Regions from separate parts of the Homo sapiens genome. Here region 1 is linked to region 2. A link is a contact called in ENCODE Hi-C or POLR2A ChIA-PET data. All regions are on one chromosome and are shown on one strand. The core of a region is the stretch at or near the end of the contact, and the rest is flanking DNA. Distances in the headings are between cores, read along the strand shown.

Region 1 (5,511 bases), core at 2,611-5,110, 790 kb after region 2:
ATCTTTTTTTTTTTTTAATATCAGAGCAGAATACAAACCAGAGAAGCTTCCTTCACATTCCTTTGAGATTGACCATGAAGATGCTGATAAGGATGAAGTAAGTAAATAGTTGAAAGTGAGATGTTTAAAACATGAGGATAATTAGTTTCTGTCTTGCACTGAAAGTTTCGAGTTCTGACCGGTTTGTTGTAAGCTGTAGTAGCTGTTGGTGGTAGGGCTTTTAGTCAAAATGAGTCACGTTTGTTTTGAAATTGAACATGCTTATTTAAGATGAGTCAAAGAGAGGAAGAGGAGTCTCTTTTTTAAATGCAGTGTCTAGGATCTAGGATCCACAAAAGATGGCTGTCATGCTACTATGCCTTTCCTACAGGATACCACTTCCCACTCGTCTTCCAAGGGGGGTGGAGGAGCGGGAGGAACTGGTGTTTTCAAGTCCGGCTGGCTCTACAAGGGGAATTTTAACAGCACCGTGAACAACACCGTTACTGTTCGGGTAAGGAGATATCAAGACTCATCTTTATCTCTGTCACCCTTCTTAACACTCCCTCCTCTGGTCACAGCACAGAAGAGAGCCATTTGCATTGAGTTTATGTTTCATATAATATTTTATTTATGAGGAAGTAGGATGCTCTTCTCTAGAAAAATGTCCTAGAAATATAGCACTCCTGAAGGAATTAGAATAATTCTAATTTCTATGAGTAATAGCACATTACAATTTGAATATCTCCTTATATCTTTTCCTTTATTTAGTCATTCAAAAAGCGCTACTTCCAGCTGACTCAGTTACCAGATAACTCCTACATTATGAACTTTTACAAAGATGAGAAAATATCCAAAGAACCCAAAGGATGCATCTTTTTGGATTCCTGTACAGGAGTGGTGCAGGTGAGTAGACATCCCTTTTCCTCCTTGGGATTTTTTTTTATTTGAAAAGTATATTTAACAAATATTCATGGAGTATCTGATATGAGCCAAGAGCTGCTCTAGATTCTAAGAATTCTGTGAAAAACAAGGCAGCCTGGATCTCTACTTTCACAAATCTTACTTTCCAGAGAGAAAGAAAAACAGGAATTAAGCAAAGACATGAATAAGCAGAATGGAATCAGCTGGTAAATTTTTCAATAAAGAAAATAAACAGAGAAACAAAAGGGAGACAGAAGAGTGGTGAGGTTGAAAAGGAATATTAATACTCAATAAGGGAGAAGAGCATTTTTGAAGAGAGATCATTTGATCTACAGACCAAAGAATGAGCAGAGGGCCAGGCGCAGGGGCTCACACCTGTAATCCCAACACTTTGGGAGGCCAAGGCGGGTGGATCACTTGAGGTCAGGAGTTGGAGACTAGCTAGGCCAACATGGTGAAACCCCATCTCTACTAAAAATACAAAAATTAGCCAGATGCGGTGGCACAGGCCTGTAATCCCAGCTACTGGGGAGGCTAAGGCAGGAGAATCACTTGAACCCAGGAGGCGGAGGTTGCAGTGAGCCGAGATCGTGCCACTGCACTCCAGACTGGGTGACAGAGAGAGACTCTGTCTCAAAAAACAAACAAACAACAAAAAAAGAATAAGCAAAGGCAGCAAGTTCAAAGGCCCTGCGGCAGGGGCAAGTCTCAGATATTCAAAGACAAGCAGATAATTAGCACCCATGTTTGCTGCCATGTAGAGAACCCCTGAGATAATGAAATTCAGTAAAATAATATGCAAATGACATGGTATTAACATACGCACTTCAAATATGTTATTTTATAATTAAGTAATAATGATAGAGTAAGTTGACAGTGTACATATGCAGCATCTTTCTTCTAAGAGGTGGCTGTCTTCAAAGACAAGGATTCCACTGATTCCAGAGAGTCTAATTTCAGAAGCAGACATAGTGCTTTTAACAAATAATGTTCTCTATAAGCTCTTGGTCTTCAAATTATTGTCCTTAGTATGAAATTCAGCACGGGCCACTGTGGCAAAGGGAAGCAGAATAATTCCATAGACCCCATTTGGACATTTGGCTTTCGAATCGCTGCTTCCTACTCTGATGAAATAACTGACCTTATTCCCTTTTATGTAATCATGGGAGCAATCAAAAGTGTTTTAGCAACCTTCCCTCAAATTTCACAATGGCACTGGCTCACTGAGGTCCAGGACTCTATTTCTGGTCACAGGCCAGTAGAGAAGTACTTTCTGTTACCCTCAAACCTCAGCATTCACCTAGCTTGTTACGAGCTGAAATTACATCACAGACCACTCCTGGAGGCCCTTGGATATGTGGATGCAAGTAGAGTTCTCTCCAGTCATTTAGTCCCGGCCTATTTCTGGATGGTTTATCTGTTAAAATCTGGAATTCTTCCAGGAAGTAATAAAGCTGAACTTTAAAAGGAAAAAATTAACTGTTTCTGAGCACTCTGCTGCAAGTGAAAGATAATTGCATTTTAACACAGATGCCAGCTTTCCATATGGAAAGGGCAATAATGACCTTAATGGAGGGTGGAGGCTATTTTCTACTGTTGGTCACAAAGGACACCTTTTGGCCTTAGAAACATGAAGTAAAACGTTAGCAGTAAAGATCAATAACTGCATTTTATAGACATTGAGCAGAAAATGTTAAATATTATCCTTTCCATTTGTACTTGAAAGCTTTCTCTAGCAAATGAGTCATCATTTTTTAAGAAGTACCATTGTAGTCTTTTGTTATATATTAAGTTTGCAGAAACCCAGGTTAATATGCAATATTTTTCTTCTTCAAAGAATCATAGAACTTATTGCTCTAATCTGACCTTCCTATGGAGGAACTGCTTCTCCATCATCTCTTACTTAGATTGTGTTTCAGTCTCTGCTTAAACATTGTCATGGAAAAAAAGGAGTATTGAAGGGAAAACACAAGCTTGGGATTCATGCAAGTCCGCATTCAAATCCTAGTTTTACCATTTACTACCCAAAGACTTTGAGTAAGTTACTTGACCAATTTGATCTCAGGTTCCTCATCTGTAAAACTAGAACAATGTGCTAATATGTGAAAAGAACTGGGAGATAGTGTATTTAGCCTTTCTCCCCTAATTCTTCCATTAATTTCAAAGGTCACAACCTAGGATATAGACATTCCATTATGGGAAAGTCTTCCTAGAAAACCTTGATTTACGTTCCGGATATTTTTTCCTAAGTGTGTTAATTTATCTATGTCTTTATTTATTCATTAACCTACTGATTCATTCAACAAACCCACTTAGTGCCTATGACATGCTAGAAACTACACCCAGGTGTGGGGAAGTCAATTCTTTATTGAAGTCAGAATCAGAGAGGGGCATCGCTACTTGCTCACTATCACACGATATCTCGAGAGCGATGATGGAGGTATGAATGGCAGAGACCATGGAATGCTCTGGGAACATGAAACAATGATGAACTCTTTCAGCTCAGGCTGTAAGTCTGTACAGAAAAAGCTGGGCCTGTCTATAATATTCCCCAAGGTAGATTTGGCATATGTATCTTTTAAAGAGTTCACCTCTATCCCTGCATTTATATTCCTCTTCATCAAGAAGCTTTATCCAGTATTCTCTACATCCTTTGTAGAGGCAGGGACCAGTTTCTTGGGATCACTCTGGGGAGACAAAACCTGGGTCACTTGTCACTTTGTGTGTGGGTCCCAGTTCTTACATATTTGCTTATAGTTCTTCCAGATGTGTAAGTTTTTACATCTGGAGAGAATTTGAGTGAAATAGTGCCAGTTTAACCATAGTTCTAGTAAGCTCTCAGGCATGAAATGTGCCTGAAGATGAATCATGTACACACAAAAGCACAGAGCAAATGAATAACTAGGATGAATCAGACCAGTTTTATGAAGAATCATTGCCAGGTTCCGTTGAATCAAACAAAAAAGAGGAACAACGTCTCTGCCTCAGAAAGTACTACTTAGCATCCAGCATTCTTAGGGAGTTCAAGTTCATTATAATCTTTAGTGAATATGCCATTTCAGTTTGATTCATTCAGACTTAATCCATATCATCGTTTTCCTTAGAATACTTTGGAATTCTTAGACGTATATTACAAGGGTGGCTCAAGTAGAGAGAAACTCCTTCCCAGCTTTCTCAGAGACTTTAGGTAATGTTTATGACTGACAATTTCCTGAATCTTGGCCAAAAAAAACACAAAACAAAACAAAGCCTAATCATGGTTTTCTATTTTTTCATAATATCATCAAAGAGTATTAGATATTTTTTATGGGCCTATGCTCCCAATCTGGAAAAGAACTTGGTTTTTGCTGCTTCAAGTTTTTTCTTCTGGGACTAAGAGATATTTAGGCCTGTGTTATCCTATCTTGTTCCTTCAGTTCATGTATTCATTCATTCATTCTCACATTCATTCATCTATCCATCCATTCATTCCAGGTTCTGCCACTGTAGAAGAGAATGAACAGCCCAAGAATCTCATCTGTTTTAGGTCCCTATCTCAGCAATGATAATAAGCTGATGTCACTTTAGACAGGCTTACATGGGTGTGGACAGTGTGGTGGACAAGGCTCATTTCCTTGAGTCTGCCACCATGTGGATATGGGTTCCAAGACAGTGGCTTCATGTGACTAACCAAAGGCTAGAAATGCAGATACCTCCTGTAGGTCAAGCAGCCCCCTGCATGCATGAAGAGAGGCCAGGTGTGAGAAACAGATGCAGCTTGGACTATGTAGACGTGGAGAATGCCTGCCTACAGAAAGCAAGTCATATTGGGAGCAGGGGAAAGAACATTACAAGGAAAACAAATCTAGAAGCCAAATATGACCCGTAAGCCTCGCATTAGCAACTCAAGTTCTGAAAATCTCACTTCCGAGAACAATAAGAACCAAAATTATACTTGTGGTTTTCTTCATCTAATATATTATTTGACAGCACTTGATGGAACATGAACTATGATTGTTCCATTTATTAAAATAAAATTCAGAGAGGTAGAGTGTCTTTCACAGGTCACAGAGCTAATGAATTGCAAAGTTTAACTTGAGGCAGAGGAATGTCCAAAATTACAGACAGATGCCCAAAGAAATGATGTATTATCATATGTAAAGTAGGCATACCCACATACATACATTTATTCTACCTACATAAGCTATGTGGGCAGAAAAAACACTACAAAGATATGTTCATGTGGAGCTTTAAGCAGTGAATTTTAGATATGGGATTCATTTCAGCAAATACTAGTATATATTGGAAAACTTGCAATGTGCAAACCATTGTGAAAAGAGCAAACTCTGAAAATAGGTGTGGCTCATGTCTTCAAAAAGCTTCCAGGATGTGGGAAGGATGCACAGAAAAAAAAACAAAACAAATATGGTACATGCAAAGAAAACAAGTAACACACTTCAAGCAATAAGTCCTGATAACATATGCAAGAATGAAATTACATTTATCACTGCATGATGCCATATCATATTACACACCTATTATATACATATATGTGTATATATATGTTACATATGTTGTCTTTCTGCTTATTTGCTTACTGACATTTCATTACACTAGAAGGTAAGTTCA
Region 2 (6,335 bases), core at 2,355-4,854:
TTCCTCTCTCTCTCTACCCCACAGCTCTCAGAGCAGAAAGCTACTTACTGAAACTCTTTTAGACTCAGCTCAGGCGATTTCAGACTCCAAGCTTTGTGGCTTCACCTGACTTCCTCAGCCCCGAATGGGGTCCTCTGCTCATCACAGGGGAAATTTGTGAGCTACAGTTCTGAAGTCCATCTGGGTCAGGAACAGACAGCCTGCTTTGTCATTGTACCCAAGATAAAAGGGAAACAGAGGACTGTTGGTAGTGAGTACACACAGGACTGTAGACGGCTTTGTTCTTTTCATACTCCCTGCCAGGGAAGAGTGGATAGGAGGTACTATTCCTGGAGTCACAGGCTGAATGTTCTTGTTTTACCACATATCATTTCTCAAAGAAGACTGAGCTTTCTGACTATCCTGCAGATCTAACAATTGCTCTTTAATGCCAGAATCCTAACCCCAAAAGGGTTATATGACTGCAGCATAAGACATTAATTTGATTCACAGTGGTCAAGGTAAGAACCATATCACCCATCACTGCCTAAAGAAAAATTTAAAAAGTGTAGTTTGTAATGAATGCACAGCAATAATCCAAAGATTGTGTGTATTTTTCTAAAGAAATTGTTACATAAGCTTACCTCGTTTTATTGTGCTTTGCTTTATTGTGCTTCATAGACATTGCATTTTTTTTTAAATAAATTGAAGATTTGAGGCAACCCTCTGTCAAGCAAGTCTGTTGTCACCGTTTTTCCAACACTATGTGATCACTTATTGTCTCTGTATCACATTTTCATAATTCTCACAGTATTTCAAACTTCTTCAGTATTATTATATGATATGGTTTGGCTCAAACCAGATCTCCAAACCAAATCTCATCTTGAATTTCCATGTGTTGTGGGAGGGACCTGGTGGGAGGTAATTGAAGCATGGGGGCAGGTCTTTCCCGTGCTGTTCTCATGATAGTAAGTAAGCCTCACCAGGTCCGATGGTTCCATAAGGGGGAGTTTCTCCACAAGAACTCTCTCTTTGCCTGCCACCATCCATATAAGACATAACTTGTTCCTCCTTGCCTTCCACCATGATTGTGAGGCCTCCTCAGCCATGCGGAACTGTAAGTCCATTAAACCTCTTTTTTTTTTTTCCCCAGTCTCAGGTATGTTTTTATTAACAGTGTGAGAACAGACTAAAACATTATATCTGTTTATGGTGATCTGTGATTGCCTTTGATGTCACTATTGTAATTGCTTGGGGGCACCACGAACCATGCCCATATAAGATGGCAAACTTAATCAATTAGTGCTTTACGTGTTCTCACTGCTCCACCAACCAAATATCCCCCATCTCTTCCTCTCCTCAGGCCTCCCTCTTCCCTGAGACATGACAATGTTGAAATTAGGCCAATTAATAACCCTACAGTGGCCTCTAAGTGCTCAAGTGAAAGGAAAAGCTGCACATTACTCGCTTTGAATCAAAAGGTAGATATGATTAAGCTTAGTGAAGAAGGCAAGTCAAAAGTCAATATAGGCCAAATGCCACGTTTCTTGTTGCCAATAGTTACCCAAGTTGTGAATGCAAAGGAAAAGTTCTTAAAGGAAATTACAAGTGTTACTGCACTTAATATTTGAATGATTAAAAAGTGAAACAGCCTTCTTGCTGATATGGAGAAAGTTTTAGTGGTGTGGGTAGAAGATTAAACCAGCCACACATTCTCTTAAGCCAAAAATTAATTCAGAGCAATGCTTTAGCTCTTCAGTTATACGAAGGCTGAAGTAGGTGACTGACCTATGGAAGAAAAGTTTGCAGCCAGCAGAAATTGGTTGATTAGGTTTAAAGAAAGTAGCCATTTTCATAACATAAAAGTGTAAGGTGAAGCAGTAAGTTATCCAGAACATCTAGCTAAAATAACTGATGAAGGTGGCTATACTAAAAAGACTTTTGATGTAGAAGAAACAGCCTTCTGTTGGAAGAAGATGCCATCTAGAGCTTTCCTAGCTAGAGAGAAGTCAATACCTGGTTTCAAAGGACACGTTGACTCTCTTGTTAGGAGTTAATGCAGCCAGTGACTTTAAGTTGAAGCCAATGCTCATTTACTATTTCAAAATATTAAGGCCCTCAAGAATTATGCTAAACCTACTCTGCCTGTGCTCTAGAAATGAAAAAAAAAAGTGTGGATGCCAGTACATCTGTTTACAGCATTATTTATTAAATATTTAAAGCCCATGTTGAGACCTACTGCACAGAAAAAAAAAGAATTCCTTTCAAAATATTACTGTTCATTGACAATGCACCTGGTCACTCAATAGCTCTCATGGAGATGTACAAGGAGATTAATGTTTTTATGCCTGCTAAGATAACATTCATTCTAAATCCATGAATCAAGGAGTAATTTTGACTTTGAAATCTTATTATTTAAGAAATCTATTTCATAAGGCTATAGCTGCCACAGATAGTGATTCATTTGATAAATTTGGTAAAAAAAAGTAACTTAAAAACTTCTGGAAAGGATTCACCACTCTAGATATCATTAAGAACACTTGTCATTCATGGGAAGAGTTTGAAATATCAACATGAACAGGAATTTGGAAGAAGTTGATCTCAACCTTTTGGATGACTTTGAGGCACTGAAGGCCTCAGTGGACTGCAGATGTGGTAAAGTGGAAATTATAACAAGAAAACTAGAATTAGAAAGGGAGCTTGAAGAAGTAACTGAATTGCAGCAATCTCATGATAAAACTTGAACACATGATGAGTTGCTCTTTAGGGATGAACAAAGAAAGTGGTTTCTTGAGATGAAATGCACCCCTGGTAAAGGTGCTATGAACATTGTGGAAATGACAAGAAAGGATTTAGAATATCACATAAGCTTAGTTGATAAAGCAGTGTCAGGGTTTGAGAGAAATGACTTTAATTCTACTGTGGGGAAAATGTTCTCAAACAGCATCATATGGTTTGGCATAGGTAAAGGAGGGAAAAAGAAAAAAAAACAGCATTGCATTCTACAGAGGAATCTTTTGTAAAAGGAAGAGTTAAATTGATGTGGCAAACTTTGCTGTTGTCCTATTTTAAGAAATTGCCACAGCCACCCCAACCTTCAGCAACCACTACCCTGATCAGTCAGCAGCCATCAACACTGAGGAAAGACCTTCTACTGGCAAAAACATAGGACTTGATGCAGGCTCAGATGATCGTTAGCATTTTTAGCAATGAAGTATTTTTTTAATTAAGGTATGTACATTGTTTAGACACAATGTTTACACTTAATAGACTGGATTATAATGTAAAAATAATTTTTCTATGTACTGGAAAACCAAAAAATTATTGAGACTTGCTTTATTGCAATATTCACTATATTGCCATGGTCTGGAATTGAACCCATGATACCTCCAAGGTATGCCTGTAAACAATCCAAAGAAATCTTAGCAATATTGATTTTAATACAGATCCCTGTCATTCCAAAACACATGATAAACAATGAATTACTGCTTGATGCTGCCAAAATGATTGCTGAAAGCCTATGTAGGAATTTTTTTTTTTTTTTTTTTTTTTTTTGGAAAATACTGAAGACGTTTTCCCAGGAAGGACATAAACTAATGCAATAGCACCCCTTTGTGGTGACATAAGGCTATAAAAATCATAACCAAGACCATTAATTTGTAAGGGTCTTTTTTAGAATTTCCTGCAGAATTACATTGAAATGGCCTAAAGACTCATTTAGTAATCCTTTCCTTTCTCTTAGGCAGAACCACACTACTATCATCTCACCAATATGGAAATTTACTGTGGTTTTAAAGGTCTCCAAAGGAAAGATTGCATGACCTCTCCCCGTACAACATTCCAGGGTTCTGCTTTCAGGTCTAATAAAAATAACTTGACACACGAGCATGCACCCATTTCCTCTAGTTAAACCTGCCTCTTTGGTTGAGATGAGAACCAGATGGCTGTTATCCTTTTTATTCCTTGGCATCTATGTACACCAACTGTGAAGGCCAAGGATACAGAACCATAGCAAGATTGTACAAAATGGATTTGGTCAGAGGAAGTAATCATGACCTATCTATAAAACCTTCCAAAGTAGGGCCTGCAAATACCACTTCTGTTTGGAGCAGAAAGTGTTTTAGTGGGCCAGAATGTGCAAAGCACATTTCTTCATTTGAAGAGCTCTTCATCTTCCCCTCATGTAAGGTGAATCGCTGCAACCTGGGTGTACTTCATAACAACCCGACTCTCCTTGGAGGAGGTGTGCTCACACTGCTTTCAAACAACTTGAGTCTTTGGAATGATCGTATCTATTTATTTAACCTTCTTGCCCTTTGCACATCATCTGACTGCTGGACAGAACGGAAATAAAAATTGTTATTTTTCTCTTTTTAAAGTCTAACACAATTACACATTTTCTACTACTGAACTGAATGCTACTTTGAATTTTCTCCATTTCAGCATTTTAAATATTAATAAAATTTTGATTTTTTTGTTATTCACTTTAGCAGTTCCCAGTGGTTTTCAAATTATAGAACAAACTGAGCTCTTCCCAGAACATTCTGGATATTTGTTTTCATAGGGTTGACATTACAATACTGTGTTTCTTTCTTCCTTTTTTTTCTCACTAAATGATTTTTTAAATTGTAATCAAGAAAAATAAGTTGTTGAAAATGTAAGCTGCCAGTTTTATCTCTAGTTAGGGTTTATTTTTGTAACACATAATCAGTTGAAATATATAGAGATTAGCTTTGCCCATTTTTGTCCATACGAATGAGCTTTTAAGGGATGAATTAAACAATGGTGTCTTATTTGTAGTAGGTAGAGACGTGATGTGCAGAAACCTACGTTAAGGCCTTTCATTTTAAAACAATACAGGGTAATAAAAGCCAAATTCACGTGCCATAATGACTTTTGATCTCTTTTGTAAAAAGAAAGAGATAGAGTCATGAAAAATAGTAATAATTAACATCTGCTCTGTATGTTCATGTACCACATGCTTTATGCCTCAGGTAGATAACATACATTGTAAAAGAACAGCCAACTTCATGTTCCTGCCTGAAACCTCACTGTAAATAAAATATGAGTCAGACATTCATTATGTAGTTTTTGGTATTCATACTTGTCCTTAATCATCCTCTATTACGTCTGTAGTTAATGCATATGCAATCAATTTTAAGCCATTAGCAGCAAAAAAAAAAAAAAAAAAAAAAAAAAAAAAAGCAGGGGACACCAATTAGGACACAATTTTTTTCTTTATTTATTCCTGTGTATGTAATTACCTTACATTAATAGTTTGACTTGTCAAGTAATTTCTAGCCCAAATGAATGGAGACATGTTAACTTTGGAGATCCTCTCCCTCCCTCTAGTGGTGATGAACTGCACAGGAAATCTTCAGTATGTGTTTGCTCTATAATACCCAGGAGAGTGCAGCTGACACACACACAGGAAAGGACAGTGCATTGAGAGTAAGAAGAGAGGGGTTCAAGGCCGAGATCTGCCATTACTCTGTGAACTTGAGATTTCACTTGGCCTTTTGTTTCTCAGTTTTCTCATCAGAGATGGGATAATGATTATGATTTGCAGGACTGTTGTGATGGTCACATGAGAAAACATTAGGTCAAATATATTTAGACATCGATAAAACATAATTAGATTTCTTCTTTTTCTAAGAGAAAATACAAGAAACATAATATACTCAATCCACTGATCTGATCCTCTAATGGAAAATCTGAGGCAGCCCCCATGGCCTCAGTCTCCTGGTACGCAGAGTATATAGAGTAGACAAATCTAGAGAGAGTCTTATTGATGTTGTGTTCAAACATCAGTCCCAGTGATGAAACCAACTGATGTCATCTGCTGTGTGACTCTTGGAGAAGGTCATCACATGTAGTTTTCTTGCTAAGCATGGTGAACTCAAATCTAATCACAAGAGAACAATCAGACAAAGGGACATTCTGGAAAAAAAGCAAAATCGTTCTGGACTCTGAAAATGTCACTTATCTTGAAAGACTAATGAGGTTGGGAAGTATTTGTGATTCAGGAGATTTGGAGAAACAAAGAAAGAAACTGAAAACTATATGTAATGTCGTATCCTTGATTGGATCCCAGACTGGGGAGGGGTATAATATTGGGGCCCTTGTAGAGATTTGAGGATTCCCTTTATATTAGATGATAGTAGGTAGTAGTGAATTATTATAAATTACCTGACTGCTTTTTTGAGTTTGATTGTTTAGAAGAATACACTCGGTCTTAGGATAGTCATGTTCAAATATTCAGAAATGAAGTGACATTATTTTAAAAAACTGTATGTGTTTAAAAGCACACACATTATACTAGTCTTCCAACCGTGCATCTGTAAAGCATCTCTATT

What was found. A loop is a pair of places that touch in the nucleus more often than their neighbours do. ChIA-PET counts read pairs that join two places held with the same protein, here RNA polymerase II (POLR2A). Pooled maps may share reads with other maps.
Region 1: a loop to region 2 is called in a map of CD8-positive, alpha-beta T cell, with 5 times the contacts of the local background. The contact joins two enhancer-like sites. A Hi-C loop is called at or near these places in 4 of 168 maps with a recorded cell type or tissue (CD8-positive, alpha-beta T cell, GM12878, IMR-90 and 1 more) and 12 of 50 pooled maps. POLR2A ChIA-PET finds 5 or more read pairs at or near these places in 2 of 52 experiments (activated CD8-positive, alpha-beta memory T cell and activated T-cell).

The regions. Positions count from the first base shown.
Region 1 is chr2:224,881,045-224,886,555 of GRCh38, reverse strand. DOCK10 (dedicator of cytokinesis 10) reads left to right here. Exons shown (of 56, transcript NM_014689.3): 5 at 25-97; 6 at 371-493; 7 at 751-885. Among named protein-coding and RNA genes, the nearest start is that of MIR4439, 130 kb to the left of the region's middle. RefSeq lists an enhancer at 334-383. Within about 2 kb of position 3,860, at least 4 of the 41 ENCODE cell types and tissues checked have a DNase peak (open chromatin) inside an H3K27ac peak, as active enhancers do.
Region 2 is chr2:225,667,805-225,674,139 of GRCh38, reverse strand. All of the region lies in intron 7 of NYAP2 (neuronal tyrosine-phosphorylated phosphoinositide-3-kinase adaptor 2), which reads right to left. Among named protein-coding and RNA genes, the nearest start is that of NYAP2, 270 kb to the right of the region's middle. RefSeq lists a silencer at 5,388-5,437. Within about 2 kb of position 3,604, at least 2 of the 41 ENCODE cell types and tissues checked have a DNase peak (open chromatin) inside an H3K27ac peak, as active enhancers do.